Regions from separate parts of the Homo sapiens genome. Here region 1 is linked to region 2. Evidence: chromatin contacts called from ENCODE Hi-C or POLR2A ChIA-PET data. All regions are on one chromosome and are shown on one strand. The core of a region is the stretch at or near the end of the contact, and the rest is flanking DNA. Distances in the headings are between cores, read along the strand shown.

Region 1 (6,603 bases), core at 2,237-4,736, 360 kb before region 2:
AAAAAAGCACAGGCATTGCCCAACCGTGGACACAGCCTCATAAGAGTGCGATGTGTGTGCGGAGTAACAGTGCCTGGGAGACAGGCTGCGCACAGATAAGCCAAGCCAACACCCATAAAATAAAAGGGCAGCCCTAATGAAAGGGCAGACTTTGAAAGAGAAAACCTGAGGCCAAGCCCACTTGGTGGGAAACAGATGTGCCTATGACCTAAGATGAGATTTGTGAGCCTGACTTTCTCCCCCGCAGTTGCTGGCCACGTTCAAGGTAAGCCCCTTCTGGAGCCAGACAGCCGTGGGCTCGCTGCAACGGAGGGCTGTTCAGTCCAGCTTTCAGTCATCACTGGGTTGATCAGAAATTCCCTGCACTTGAGACACTAATACAAATGTTCTTCATTAAAAAAAAATACTAAACAGTGAACATGGAAGTGACCTCAGAGCCAGAACTTTGAGGGAACATTAAGATAAAGTATTTTACAAATGGGTCCTCCTCTGCCTTGGAGAAAAAGGAATTGATAACATTCTCGTTACCATTCAAGTTCTCTCCTTACAGAAAAGTACAAGGTTTATTGTATGACTTCTTCCCACACCCATCTGTCTCCTGTCCACTCCTTATCTAAGCAATGGGCCACATTCATCCCTCAGCTGTTCTCAGGCCACTAAGAGATGTAGGCTTCTTACTAAGTCAGTCCTGAAGGGTCTGGGACTTCCCTGCACACTGGTGAATGCGTGCCACTGCTGGCAGCTGTGACTGTATTTGAAAAGCGTAATTCTGGTTCATGTTCTCTTTACGACAGACTTTGTTTCCTTTTTTATTCCTTTTTTTTTTAGTGATAAGGTCTCACTCGGTCACCTAAGCTGAAGTGCAGTGGCACAATCACAGCTCACTGCAGCCTCGAACTCCTGGGCTCCATTGACTCTCCTGCCTCAGCCTCCCAAGTAGCTGGGACTGCAGGCATGAGTCACAATGCCCAGTTAATTTTTTCATTTTTTGTTGAGATGGGGTCTCACTATGTTGCCCAGGCTTGCCTTGAACTTCTGAGCTCAAGCAACCCTCCCATGTCAGCCAAAGTGCTAGGATTACAGGCAAGAGACATCGCACCTGGCCAAAATTATCTTTTGATAAGAATGCTGACATTCGCCTTGTTTTCTCCTGATATTGCATCGCTGAGATAAAGTCTGGGTCTCCATCTTGTCTCTATCCATGAGACAACAACATGTATGCTGAGTCTGCTGAAGTGGGGCTTGGTACATAGTCTGGGGTTGGCCTAAGCCCCCTTCCCTTTTTTCCTACTTTTTACCTTTGACCTTTTGTTTTCTTTGGACTAACATATTGTAGGTGCATGCTCTGAGGCAAGCACTGTGCTAAGTATTTCACATGCATTAGCTCATTGGGTGCTCCCACTGCCTTCCATGAGAGAAGCAGCCTTCTGAGGTCAGAGCGGGCCGAAGATGTGCAGCCTGACTTCTCACCCAGGTCTTTCCAAAGTCTAGGGCAAAGCTCTAAGTACTTCCTGCCCCTTGCTCAGCAATCGCCCTGCTTATAGCAGAAGAGAATAGAGTGTCTAGAAAGCATCACACAAGTCTCTTCTCTGGAGAGAATCTCACAATGTGAGTCCTGGAAGAGATTGCCAAGCCCCCAGAAGAGCACCACCCTCATTACACAACTGGAAAGAGTGAATGCCAAATTGCCTAGCTCGAGGTCAGCCAACTCATTAATTGAAGACAGAAAGATAATGTGGAAATCAAGCAATGTTACCATTTTGTGATGGCTTCAGACAAAGATTTTACAAGGAAGATGTTGGAAACCGCGAGTGAAGTTTGGGACTGGGCATTATATATGAATTGAGTTTTTCCCTGCATTCGACAGGGTGGAACACTTGACAGGTGACTATGGGTAAGCGAGAAATACCAAGAATAAAATAATTTACACATTTGGGATGCAAGAGGCTTTGTAAAGGGACCACAGAACATCATCCATTCCAGACCTTTGAGATGAAGTGGAGCCAGCCACTGTGTAGGAGGCTTTGGAGTGGGGGTGTAGACATAGATGTCACCTTTCAGGTCCAGGCTGATGGACATAAAGAGACTCGTACTTTCTGTCTTAAAATATAATCAACAGGCCTAGTAGAAGGAAGCAGGGCTCTTGGAAGGAATGGCTGCTTCCAAATCTAGGTGATTCCTGCTGTGATGGTGAATCAGGAGGGAAGGCTGCTATTGGTTAGCCTGGTGGCTTTTCCCATCTTGTCTCCTGTCCTACCTTGTGAACAGCTGAGGTGACAGTAGTCCCATCTTAACTCAAGGTTTGGATGCTTATTCACAGGACCTGACCTTTGACTTCTGGGTAACCCCATAGCATGGTTGACTGTGGCCAGAAACCAAAGGTATGTGTTGAGACCAGAATCAGCCTGGATCCTTTCTGTGGCATCATCAGATGGGACCACTCAGATCCCATCTTCTGTAATCCTGGCACCTCACAGCAAGGTTGCTTAAAGCCAAAGGAAGTTCTCTAGACACCCACAGAAGAAATCCATGAAGTCTAGAAGCCAGTTAGGTCATGGTCCTAATTCTGGGCATGGTGTCTTGATTTCAGTCAGGACTCCTCTCCTCCCTAGCTGATCCATGGATGGATCATTCCTTAAGATCAAGCTCAAGTTCTTCCCATCCTGGCTCCTGGACCTTTTGCTGATAAGCCAGCCACATACATCTGCCAGTCTTCAGCTCCTACAACAAACACTGTCTCCCTGAATTGCACTGGCCTCTAGCCTGAGCTAGCTGAAAACATAACTTATTTATTTATTATTATTTATTATTATTATTATTATTATTATTATTATTATTGGCCGATCTCATTCCTCTGCTTAAACTTGAAGCTCCCTGAGGACTGGGACTTGATGCACGTAATTCCTGGTGTGTCTTATGTTAATACCTAGCAATGCTGTGAAAGGTCCCTGAGGATGATTTGTCAATGGCAACGAAGCCATCTGTGCCGTGGTTCCTGCGTCTTGCAAGAGGAAGCTCATGAAACGGGTTGTAAAGTGTCTGTCTCTCCCTAGAACATTAGCACCTGCAAGGCAGAGAAGGCTTTTTATAGATGATGTGGCATCTGTGAGAAGAGCCACGCCTTGGTGGCAGTGCTGTTTGGGGCTGGCAAGTGGGGCCTGGGCTAAGGGAGGAACAGGAAGCGCTTTGACTCTACCGCAGGTCCCGAAATTCCTCTTGTCCTTCTTGCCTGTGGTTAGGAGAAGTCATTTACAGCCATGTCAGGCCATCTCCTTCTGGCTTCCGACTGGAACACGCAGGCCGACTGTCCCCAGGGGAAACCGAGATTGCTGCTGGGGCTGTCAGGGCAAAGCTTTTGTTCCTTTAATAAACCGTGTGGTGGATCTCAATCCTGCTGACATTTGTCGGGAAAACATTTCTTAAAAAGTCCCAGTCAAGAAGGAATGCCGGCTGGACTCGAGCCACTTCTGAAAACACAAGCATCTACACAAAGCCCTTGTATTGTTCCTGTCCTGTGACCTCATGGGTTGGTCACAGGCTGGTCTGGGGAGACCAGGCGCTGAGGGAATGGACTGGGCAGGTCACCAGTGGCCTCTGGCCTTGAAGGATGGCCTAAGTGGGTGCTCCAGTTTGGGAGGAAAAACATCTGAAATGTTCCCAGTACAGCTACATTAACATTATTTGGGTTTGTGGATGTGCAGTGAGCTCAGCGCTATGTTAGGTGACACAACTAAAAAAAATACTGATTAGTGCCAGGATAAGTATTTATGTGGCAGGGTTCCTTGGAGCATTCCTATGGAAAGAGACAGATGTAACCAAACATGGTCAAAAAAGGCTTGCGGAGTGTGTGAAGTCCACTAGGATAGTAAACTAAGTACAGGTGTGTGTGTGGTGGGGGAGAGGATGCATCCTAGGACCCGAGGATGGCATGAAATGTACAGGAGAAAATAGAGGCACTGTGTTGGGAGTACCGAGTCCTGTAAGAAGGTTTCACCAGCTGGGAACAGATGTGAGACCGGTAGCAGATGGGACTAGGAAGGCAGATTGTCTTCATAATGGGGCCTTGAATGCTAAGCAAAAGAGTGTGGTTCATAATCCCACAACCAAAAATGAACCGCTAGACGTTTTGGCAAGTGGGATGGAATGACAAGATTTTGGAGAGCTGACCCCCATGGAGGGGCCAGAGTTTCACAGCAGAGGGTTAGGGGCCTGCTGCCATGGTTCAGGCAGGACATTGGGAGAGCAGAGACACGCTGCCGGCCATGAGGAGGCTTAGCAAGGGAGAGGGACAGTAGAGGGGATCCATCTCGTAGTGGCCCTTCCTGCCTGGCAAATGTGTTTGCTCCTCATTCCAGGCAAATGAATTATCGGAAGAATGGTTCTAACAAAGCGTCACTTTAGTCTTGTTACTCTTCCATCAGGATCTGCCCCCACCCCCGGCTTCCCCGCTGCTGGCCGTAGAAAGCTCATATGCCTCAGCTTGCCTTCAAGGCCCACACGACAATGCTCATGCTTTGATAAAGCAGCAGAACTCTTGCTTCAAAGGAGATCTCACACAGAAACCCGAGATGCGGAGCAGATCACAGGAGAGCCACTATACTTGCCTCTAAACACAGCCCGGCAATCCTCCCGCTCCAATCGGCCCACCCTGCACACTTTGGTTTCCAATCCTTCACCCACCCTACCTCAGCCCCACCCGAGTAGCCTTAGAGACCCGTTGAAGAAAACCCCATGGCCTTAGGGAGCACAGTTTGAACCATTTCCCTACGAGGTCAGTTTCAGTCTGCCTTCTCTCCTGCTATTTTTCATCCCCATCAGAGCTCTCAACCCTCCACCCCAAACACACCTTGAACCTTGGCCTTCTGTTGTTATTGCTTGTCCTGAAGCCCTGACAAGATGTCCTGATAGCATCTCAAGGGCTTCCAGATGTCACTGGTCACCAGGCCAGCCCATGCCTCTCCCCTGCCACCATGTGCAGCAGCAGCAACCATGATTTACTGAACACTTAATATATCCATTTTATAGAGATCATCTCATTTAATCCTCAAACCAACGCACCCAGATAAGTATTATTATTTTCTCACTTTACAGAGCAAGAACTTAAGTATCAAGAGGTTAAGTAACATACTCCAGGTCACGCAGGTAGGAAGCTGCTGAACCAAGATCCAAACCCAGGCAGTCTGACTCAAGAAGCTCCATTCTCAGTCAGTTCCCTTTACAGCCTCCCCAAACATATACGTGTAGACTGGCTGATGGATTCATGAACTTTATGCCTGAGGGAATGCGGGTAACGAAAGAGAACCTTCACTCGTTCATCCAGCATACACGTATTGCATTCTTAGTATGCGACAAGCCCTGGGCCAGGCCCTGTGGAGATGGTGGTTGAGAGCGGTGGACACTACCCCTGTTCCTTTGGACCTTGAAGTTCAGGAAAAGAGGGCAAAGATGACTCTGAGTTCGCCAGTGTGAGTAATTCAGAGATGAAATGATAGCTCCATGGGGACAGACGTCAGGAGAGGGAGTCAACGTGGAGGCAGGAAATTGATCTTGGCAGGTGGTCTGTGGAGCTTCAGGTGCCAGGTTGAAGCAAATTTAACAAGTGGAATTGTTCAGAAGGTGATGGAAATACTGGCTGGGAACTGAGAGAGAGACAGTGTGGGAGATGTGGACTGGGGAATTGCATAAATAATGTTGACAGCTGAAGATAGGAGAATAAGCCAAGATTAACATGGAGAAAATTAAGTCTAGAGACAAGAGCCAAGCCTTGGAGAACACCCCAGAGAGAATGGACCCCCCTCGAGAGAAGACATGGCCACAGGGAGTGCAGGAAGCCCAGGCACTCGGGGGTCTGAAGGAGAGAAGGCGCTAACAGGGCCAAGGGTCTTGGGAAGAGCAACGAAAAAGAATACTGGAGAAGTTTCTTTGGTTGGCCTAAAGGAAGTTCTTGTGATTTCCAAGAGCACAGTTTCAGTAGAGGGGTGAGGGTAAATTACAGATTATAGGAGATTTAGGGAGAAAACGGGTGATGAGGAAAAGCCATTTACTAAATACACTTCACATGGAAAAGCTGGCATTACTAGGGAGCGAGAATGGGCAGTTAATGGAAAAAAAATGCCGAACAAAACCAGTTTTATGGATTATGTGACCTGGACCAAATATAAATATGTTCAAATGCGACAGTCCCTGGACTTAAAATAGAGTGGTAAAGCCAAGCCAGCTGAAAGAAGACCTCCAGAGGTGACCTCCCTGAATCCCAGAAGATCCACCCCAGATGAATGGTGGTCTCGTCTCTCTGTTTCCTGTTTGGGATCACGACTTCATTTGGTTCAGCAGATTCTTTCTTATTTTTATAATTAAAATTTTTTGAAATAAAAGAAACTACCCAGTTAATCCCCCAAATGTATTTTTTTCCTTGGGGAAACATTTACATTCTTAGGACCCCAAATGCTAAGCCAATAAAAGCAGCAGCAGAAACCATTTTTCATTATTATCCACAAAAAAGCAGAAGGAAGTGAAAGCCTCAAAGAATTTCAGTGTTTCGGGGGGAGAAAAAATGACTTTTTTGCCTTTGGATTTTTATCTTTTCTGCCACCATAATTTAGA
Region 2 (6,996 bases), core at 3,988-6,487:
CAAACTGCCTAAGACTATACTAAACCACAATGAAAAGTCTTCTTTCTTTCTTTTCCTTCTTTCCTTTTTTTTTTTTTTTTCTTTTTGAGACTAAGTCTTGCTTTGTCACCCAGGCTGGAGTGCAATGGGATGATCTTGGCTTACTGCAACCTCTGCCTCCCGGGTTCAAGCGATTCTCCTGCCTCAGCCTCCCAAGTGGCTGGGACTACAGACGCACACCACCACACCCAGCTAATTTTTTGTATTTTTAGTAGAGTTGGGGCTTCACCGTGTTAGCTAGGATGATCTCGATCTCCTGACCTCCTGATCCGCCTGCCTCGGCCTCCCAAAGTGCTGGGATTACAGGCGTGAGCCACCGTGCCTGGCCCCTTCTTTCTTTTTTTTTTTTTTTAGAGGAATGGTCTTCCTCTGTTGCCCAGACTAGAGTGCAATGGTGCTGTCACAGCTTCACTGCAGCCTCGAACTCCTGGACACAAGTGATCCTCCTGCCTCGGCCTCCCCAGTAGCTGGGACTGCAGACACGTACCACCATGCCTGGCTAATTTTTTCAAAAAGATTTTTTGTAGAGTTGGGAGGTCTCACCATGTTGCCCAGGCTGGTCTCGAACTCCTGGCCTCAAACAGTCCTCCCACCTCAGCCTTCCAAAGTGCGGGGATTACAGACATGCACCACCACACCTGGCCCTTCTTTCTAGTTTTAAGCCAAGCTTCTTGAACATTATTTGTAAAATAATAGATGCTATCTTTTTCAACTGACAAATTAATCACATTGTTAAATCTGACTTACTTTCTCCTTTACTTACTTAAAATTCATGATAAGTTAGACCTGGCAGGCTGAGGGGCATAGGGAAGGGGCAGAGGGGACAGTGCAATGAGGAGAGGGATGTCTTCAATCGGGGAAGCAGTTGGGCCTATTGAGGCTTGAAGTTCTCTTCCACGAAAATGGGGCTCAAAGAGAGTTTCATCCCAGAAACCCAAATATTGACAACTGGTTAGGTGAGGAAGAAGAGAGATCATTTAAGGAAATTAACAATAAATATCACTTATACACAAGTTCTGATGTTTTACACATGAGAAAATATCCCTGGGGTATTCCCCAGTGGGAAATACTAATATTATGCCCCCTTCTTTCAAAGGCTTTTAAAGGAGCCTTCCCATCTTTGGGAATATTCTGTCCATCTGGACTTAGGACTTTTGATGAAGAAGTCCTGTGTCTATCCACTAAGCAATAATTCCTGATTTACTTACCTGTTTTTTGGTAAATTTTAGTTGACCTGTATTTTTCTGAAAGCTTTAATCCTACTGTAAAATTCTCATTTTTAAAAGTGAGATACTGGAAAGACGTAGCTTCTTAGCTTGGGCTTTGTGGACATGTAAGGCGTTCAAGGATGGCTGTAAAGTTTCTGTGAACAGCCCGGAAGTGTATTCAGAATTGAATGGGTGAGCACACACACCTGCTGGCTAACAGAAGCCATAACTTATCATGGTCTCCAAGAGATCCCTGAGCCCAGTCTGTTCAGAATCATGATAGAAAGGAATGCTTGATTGATATTCAGCTATTCAGTTTGTTAAAATACATTTATGAAAGAACAAGGGACACTTTATTTAGCAGCTATGCTTGTAATAAATTACACTAATGCAAAATATATTGCCAGTGATCTTTTCCCCCTTACCTTCACAGTACTTTTATTTGTACTTTGCTGAAAGTGACTAAATTACATATATTTACAATTCATCCATGATAGCTTTTCCATGAGACTTTAATCCCTCCCTTTTGTGAAAATGAAATAATGAAGCTTAAACTATTTAAAATAAGAATGTTATTCCTCCATTTATTTGGGCTTTACTTTTCCTTCTTGAGAAAGAAATATATAAAATCATAGGACTTCCAAACTTTATTCTAACCGCCTCTGACTGCCTCATTTTACCAAAGGAGGGATTCGGCTCCGGTAGCCTCCAGGGCCACGTAGTGAATAGAGCTGACCCAGGGGCCACGTCTCCAACTCTCCCCTGGTCCATGGTGAGACCGCGGTGCGCTCAGATTAGTGTTAGAGCAGCCAACCCCGTGTGCTCTAACCAGGAGAATACGGTGAGAGGACAGAAATCCCAGCTAGACAGCAGTGTTAGAAAGACACACCTTCTTTCTTCATGAATTTTCTCAGTTCACATGCTCTTAACAGGGCTTATATTTCAAATTACACATCCAAGTTCACATTTCAGAGTCTCAGAAATAGAGTCTGGAATTTGCAGATTTCCTTCATCGTTTTTTATAAATGCCTGTCCCCACTAAGGAGGGCAGGTCTGTCTTCTTCAGCCTTGTTGTGTCAGTCTCTCCCCTGTCCAGGGCCTGACTATATTAAGTTCTCAGTGCTCAGTGCTACCCAGCGTCACAGACTGCCTTCCACATTTTGTACATGATCTCTCATTTAATTTTTGTCTGTTTGTTTGTTTTTTGAGATGGAGTCTCGCTCTGTCACCCAGGCTGGAGTGCAGAGGCACGATCGCGGCTCACTACAACCTCCGCCTCCCAGGTTCAAGTGATTCTCCTGCCTCACCCTCCTGAGTAGCTGGGATCACAGGAGCCCACCACCATAACCAGCTAATTTTTGCATTTTTAGTAGAGGCGGGGCTTCACCATGTTGGCTACGCTGGTGTCGAATGCCTGACCTCAGGTGATCTGCCTGCCTCAGCCTCCCAAAGTGTTGGGATTACAGGCGTGAGCCACTGCGCCCGGCTTTCATTTAATATTGAAGACAGCCTCCAGAAGAAAGCAATATTATCCCCATTTGTAGACAAAAAGCATAGAAACTAAGAAATTATAGGAAAACCTCCATACACTCCTTTTTTAGAATATGTTTGATGCTCAAGGAAACATATTAAAAAGTTATTTTTATATTTATTTATTTATTTGTTTATTTTCTGAGACAAGAGTCTCACTCTGTAGCCCACGCTGGAGTGCAGTGACACGATCTTGGCTCACTGAAGCCTCCCCCTCCTGGGTTCAAGCGATTCTCCTGCCTCAGCCTCCCAAGTAGCTGGAATTACAAGCACTTACTACCATGCCTGGCTAATTTTTGTATTTTTAGTAGAGACAAGGTTTCACCATATTGGCCAGGCTGGTGTCAAACTCCTGACCTCCAGTGATCCACCCGTCTAGGCCTCCCAACGTGCTGGGATTGCAGACGTGATCACCACACCCAGCCTTAAAAAAATTTTTTTTCATCTTTTCTGACATTGTGAATGTCAAATTTGAACCATAACCAGCAAAAAACTTAGGATGCAATCGACTTTTCCCACCGGATTAGTAAAATTGCTATTTTCTGACTGTCCAAATGATGTGTGTTTAAATTATCCCTGTTTGGGAACTTCTTTGAGAAACATTGCGAATTAAATAATTCTTATGTTATTTAGGGATAAAACCTTTGCTATTGCTTAAAGAGTATGTTAGGCCTTTAGAAATCTTATTTCCACAATGTCAGAAACAGTGGCATCTGAGCTTTCTTATTTAGGGAAAAAGACTATTGAAAAGAAAAAAAGAGCCATCCTTTCACTTTGGCAAATTGGTGGCATGTAAGGACTTAGTGGAACTCCCTGAACTGTTGCAGAATCCACCTCACGCCTCTATGGTGTTCTGCCCTAGAGGGACCGGCTGGAGGCTCCTGTGTTTCCCGCCTGCCGGCCCCCGCCCCAACCATCCACCCTTCGGTATCCCACCCAGCCAGAGGCTGTCTCCCTGTCTCCACAAACTCCAGGTTCTTACCCTGTAGCTGGGAGATTTCAGCCACTAGAGGGCCCCAGATTTATGTAGGAATAAGAATAGAGCGGCAGTTCCCCTTTACTCCCTCCTTTTCTTTTTCTTTTTCTTTTTTTCTTTTATTTTTCTAGACAGGGTCTTGGCACTGTTGTCCAGGCTGGAGTGCAGTGGTGCGATCATAGCTCACTGCAGCCTCCACCTCCTGGGACTCAAATGATCCTCCCACTTCAGCCTCCCAAGTAGCTGGGACTACAGGCACACACCACCATGCTCAGCTGGCTTTTTATTTTTTATTTTTATTTTTTTGTAGAGACGGGGTCTTGCTCTGCGGCCCAGGCTGGTCTCCCACCTCCTGGCCTCAAGCGATCCTCCCACCTCAGCCTTCCAAAGTGCTGGGATTACAGGTGTGAGCCACCACGCCTGGCCCTCCTTTTCCAAAGTGTGATTTGTCTCTCATTTAAAAGACACTTTAGTTCATTCACTTCTCCAACTTGTGAACCAGCCAAAACCAAGATCTAATATAAGTACTTAAGTGTGCTGTTCATCCCTATCAGAGATCTATGGGGTGCCTGTAATTCTCTAAAATGAAGGGAAAATTCTGAAAAAGAGAGAGAAAACACATCTTATTTAATATTAGGGGCACATGGTTGTCATGTCTCCTGTTTGACCCAGCCCTGACTGCTCTGAGCCTGATGTCCTTGTTCTCAACAAGCAGGGTTCTCAGGCCAGCATTCCCTGCTGGAACAGTGTGGGCTATGGAAGAGGAGGCACCGTTTCCCCGGGTGTCCTGGCAGGCACCTGTCACGGTGGCCCTGGGCCAGGCGTTGGGTGAGCGGGCCAGTGTCGTGCCTCTCTCTGGGTTCACACAGCCCAGGCCTAGCCACTGCCCAGGCTCCCAGCATCACAGTCCTGCAAACAGCACTTTGGCTTGGCAGTTGTTAGAAGCGCTGACAGTTGTTTGAATTGCACCGGCAGGAATTTATGTCCTGCGTAGGCCCAGACGTCGGCTCCTCGACCCTCTCAGAGCCTGGTGGTCTGCGGTGAGCCGGAGGGCTGTGAGCTCACAGGAGGAAGGGACACATTTGGGAAGATCTCCCTCCCTCCTCAGCGTGGTGGACACCAATGAGGAAATCTAAAGGGACAGGAAGAACACACTCAAGTTTTAGTGCGTGTTATTTTCAAGTTATTCGTCATGTGCTCCGTAGGCTGGAGCCGAGGGCTGGCTCCAAGTGCCAGGTGGGCTCCACGGAAGCACAGTTTCTTCCAGATTATTCTGGTTACTCTGTAGTCTTCGGAAGTCCCCAATGGTAACCCTGCCAGCACATGTAGAAGCAAAATTTCAGGGTTTTGGAATGGAGGAATTCTTTGGAGGCCATCCCATGGTGGGAAAAACCTTATAAGAAAGCCAGAATCCTATGCCTTTCCTAAAACGGTGTGGCAAAAATGTGTCCGGTCAGCTAATGTTCTACCGAAGTGAAACAAGCTACACACAGGCAGGCGAGGGCTGCAGTCACGTCTCTCTGCCCACTAACATCCAGTGTGACCTCAGTCAATGGAATTCTTGACCCGGATGTACCCACGTTCCTTGTCCGTCAGAATGGGAATAACAATTCCCAGTGTCTTAGGGGTCGCCGTGCAGATCAGCAGAGTATAAGATGGACGAGGAGGTGATCTCAGATGCCACAGCTTGTGTTTTTCTAAGTCAGTTTTAGATGCCACAAAGCAACCACCAGGGAAATCGTCCGATGACATAGGTGCTGGTGTCCTTGCCCCAGACTTTTGGGAGCTTCTTTTTGAGAAGGTCTTCAAAGACCAGAGCTCATGACTTTTAATGAACTCAACTCAGGAAGATGAATTTGATCTTTTAAAAATTCATCATTTGAATCCAATCTGATTAACAAGGTGGATGTTCAGGAGGAGTAGCTGCCAGCCTGGGTGGAAGGTGAAGTGAGAGAAGCTGGTTCTGAGGCCAGTTTACAGGGAGAATATCAGTGAGATGAGTGCTTGGTTCCACAAGATCATGAACTGGAAGGACTTCTCATTTGGGTATTAAAGTGCTGGCATGCTTACTTTTTGAAAGTCTCATTTATTGATGCTTTGAAAGCTCAAATACAGCATGCAAATATGAATTTCTTTTAATGATTTCATTTTGTGAGATTATTTTATTAGGATAAAACTGACTCATTCAAAATAATTGGAGAAAAGATGAATCATAGTCATTATATAGTATGAAATGGTGCGGATTAGAGCTCTTGAAGGAATTTCGACTTCGTGTCCAAGCCCATGAACTAGCTCTTGTAGCATGCAGGGTGTTGTTAAACATTCGAGAATTACAGGAGTTAGGACTAAATGAGACCTTGACCCAAAGGGATCTGCATGAGATTGACAAGGCAGCCTTACCCCAGTTCTAGAGATTGAGCACTTGAGATCTTATCTGCTGCCACTTAGCAGAAAGAGGAAAACAGAAATGAAGGGGGGAGAAGGAAGAGATTGAGGAAGGGGACAGGTCCAGAGTTCGAAGCTCCTGCCTCCTTTGGGGGATTCCTTTCTTCACGGCTTACTTCCCGTTATTTGACTGAGTGAATAGACAAATACAAGGTGTGATTATGTACACATACGTAGATGTCGCCGGATTCTTGTTTAAGTACTACAAAATTTGTTTTCTTATTAGCATAACAAAACTTTTATCATAGAATATATCTCATCCCATCTCCAAAACAAATATTTAATGGGAATCGGGAAGCTTGGAAGAAGGACCCTTAGAGATCATCTGACCAGTTCCTGATGTGACAGATATAGGAGGGAGAACCGAGATACCCAAAGGGAGTAGCCAAATTGGGACCAAAGCTGATGTTCTGCTTAAAAATACACTGTTGTCTAGGCGCGCTGTCTCATGCCTGTAATCCCAGCACTTTGGGAGGCTGAGGCAGGGGATCGCTTGAGGCCAGGAGTTCAAAACTGCCCTGGGCAACATAGCAAGCACCTGTCTCTACCAAATAAAAATTTTAAAAATTAGCCTAGTGTAGTGGTGCACAAGTGTAGTCCTAGCTACTCTGGAGGCTGACATGGAAGAATTGCTTGAGCCCGGGAGTTCAAAACCAGCCTGAGCAGCATAGCAAGACCTCGTCTCTACAAAATAAAAATTTTAAAAATTAACCAGGCGCAGTGATGCACACCTGTCATCCTAGCTACTCTGGAGGCCGAGGCAGGATTGTCGCTTGAGCCCAGGAATTCGAGGCTGCA

What was found. A loop is a pair of places that touch in the nucleus more often than their neighbours do. ChIA-PET counts read pairs that join two places held with the same protein, here RNA polymerase II (POLR2A). Pooled maps may share reads with other maps.
Region 1: a loop to region 2 is called in a map of aorta, with 2.7 times the contacts of the local background. The contact joins two enhancer-like sites. A Hi-C loop is called at or near these places in 2 of 168 maps with a recorded cell type or tissue (aorta and ovary) and 2 of 50 pooled maps. POLR2A ChIA-PET finds 5 or more read pairs at or near these places in 2 of 52 experiments (PC-3 and activated CD4-positive, alpha-beta memory T cell).

Annotation. Positions count from the first base shown.
Region 1 is chr10:29,875,119-29,881,721 of GRCh38, reverse strand. No RefSeq gene overlaps it. Among named protein-coding and RNA genes, the nearest start is that of JCAD, 180 kb to the left of the region's middle. Within about 2 kb of position 3,486, at least 10 of the 41 ENCODE cell types and tissues checked have a DNase peak (open chromatin) inside an H3K27ac peak, as active enhancers do.
Region 2 is chr10:29,514,313-29,521,308 of GRCh38, reverse strand. All of the region lies in intron 16 of SVIL (supervillin), which reads left to right. LOC124902401 (a long non-coding RNA gene) reads right to left here. Exons shown (of 2, transcript XR_007062099.1): 2 at 4,030-6,328. Among named protein-coding and RNA genes, the nearest start is that of MIR604, 27 kb to the left of the region's middle. RefSeq lists an enhancer at 4,592-5,092. Within about 2 kb of position 5,237, at least 5 of the 41 ENCODE cell types and tissues checked have a DNase peak (open chromatin) inside an H3K27ac peak, as active enhancers do.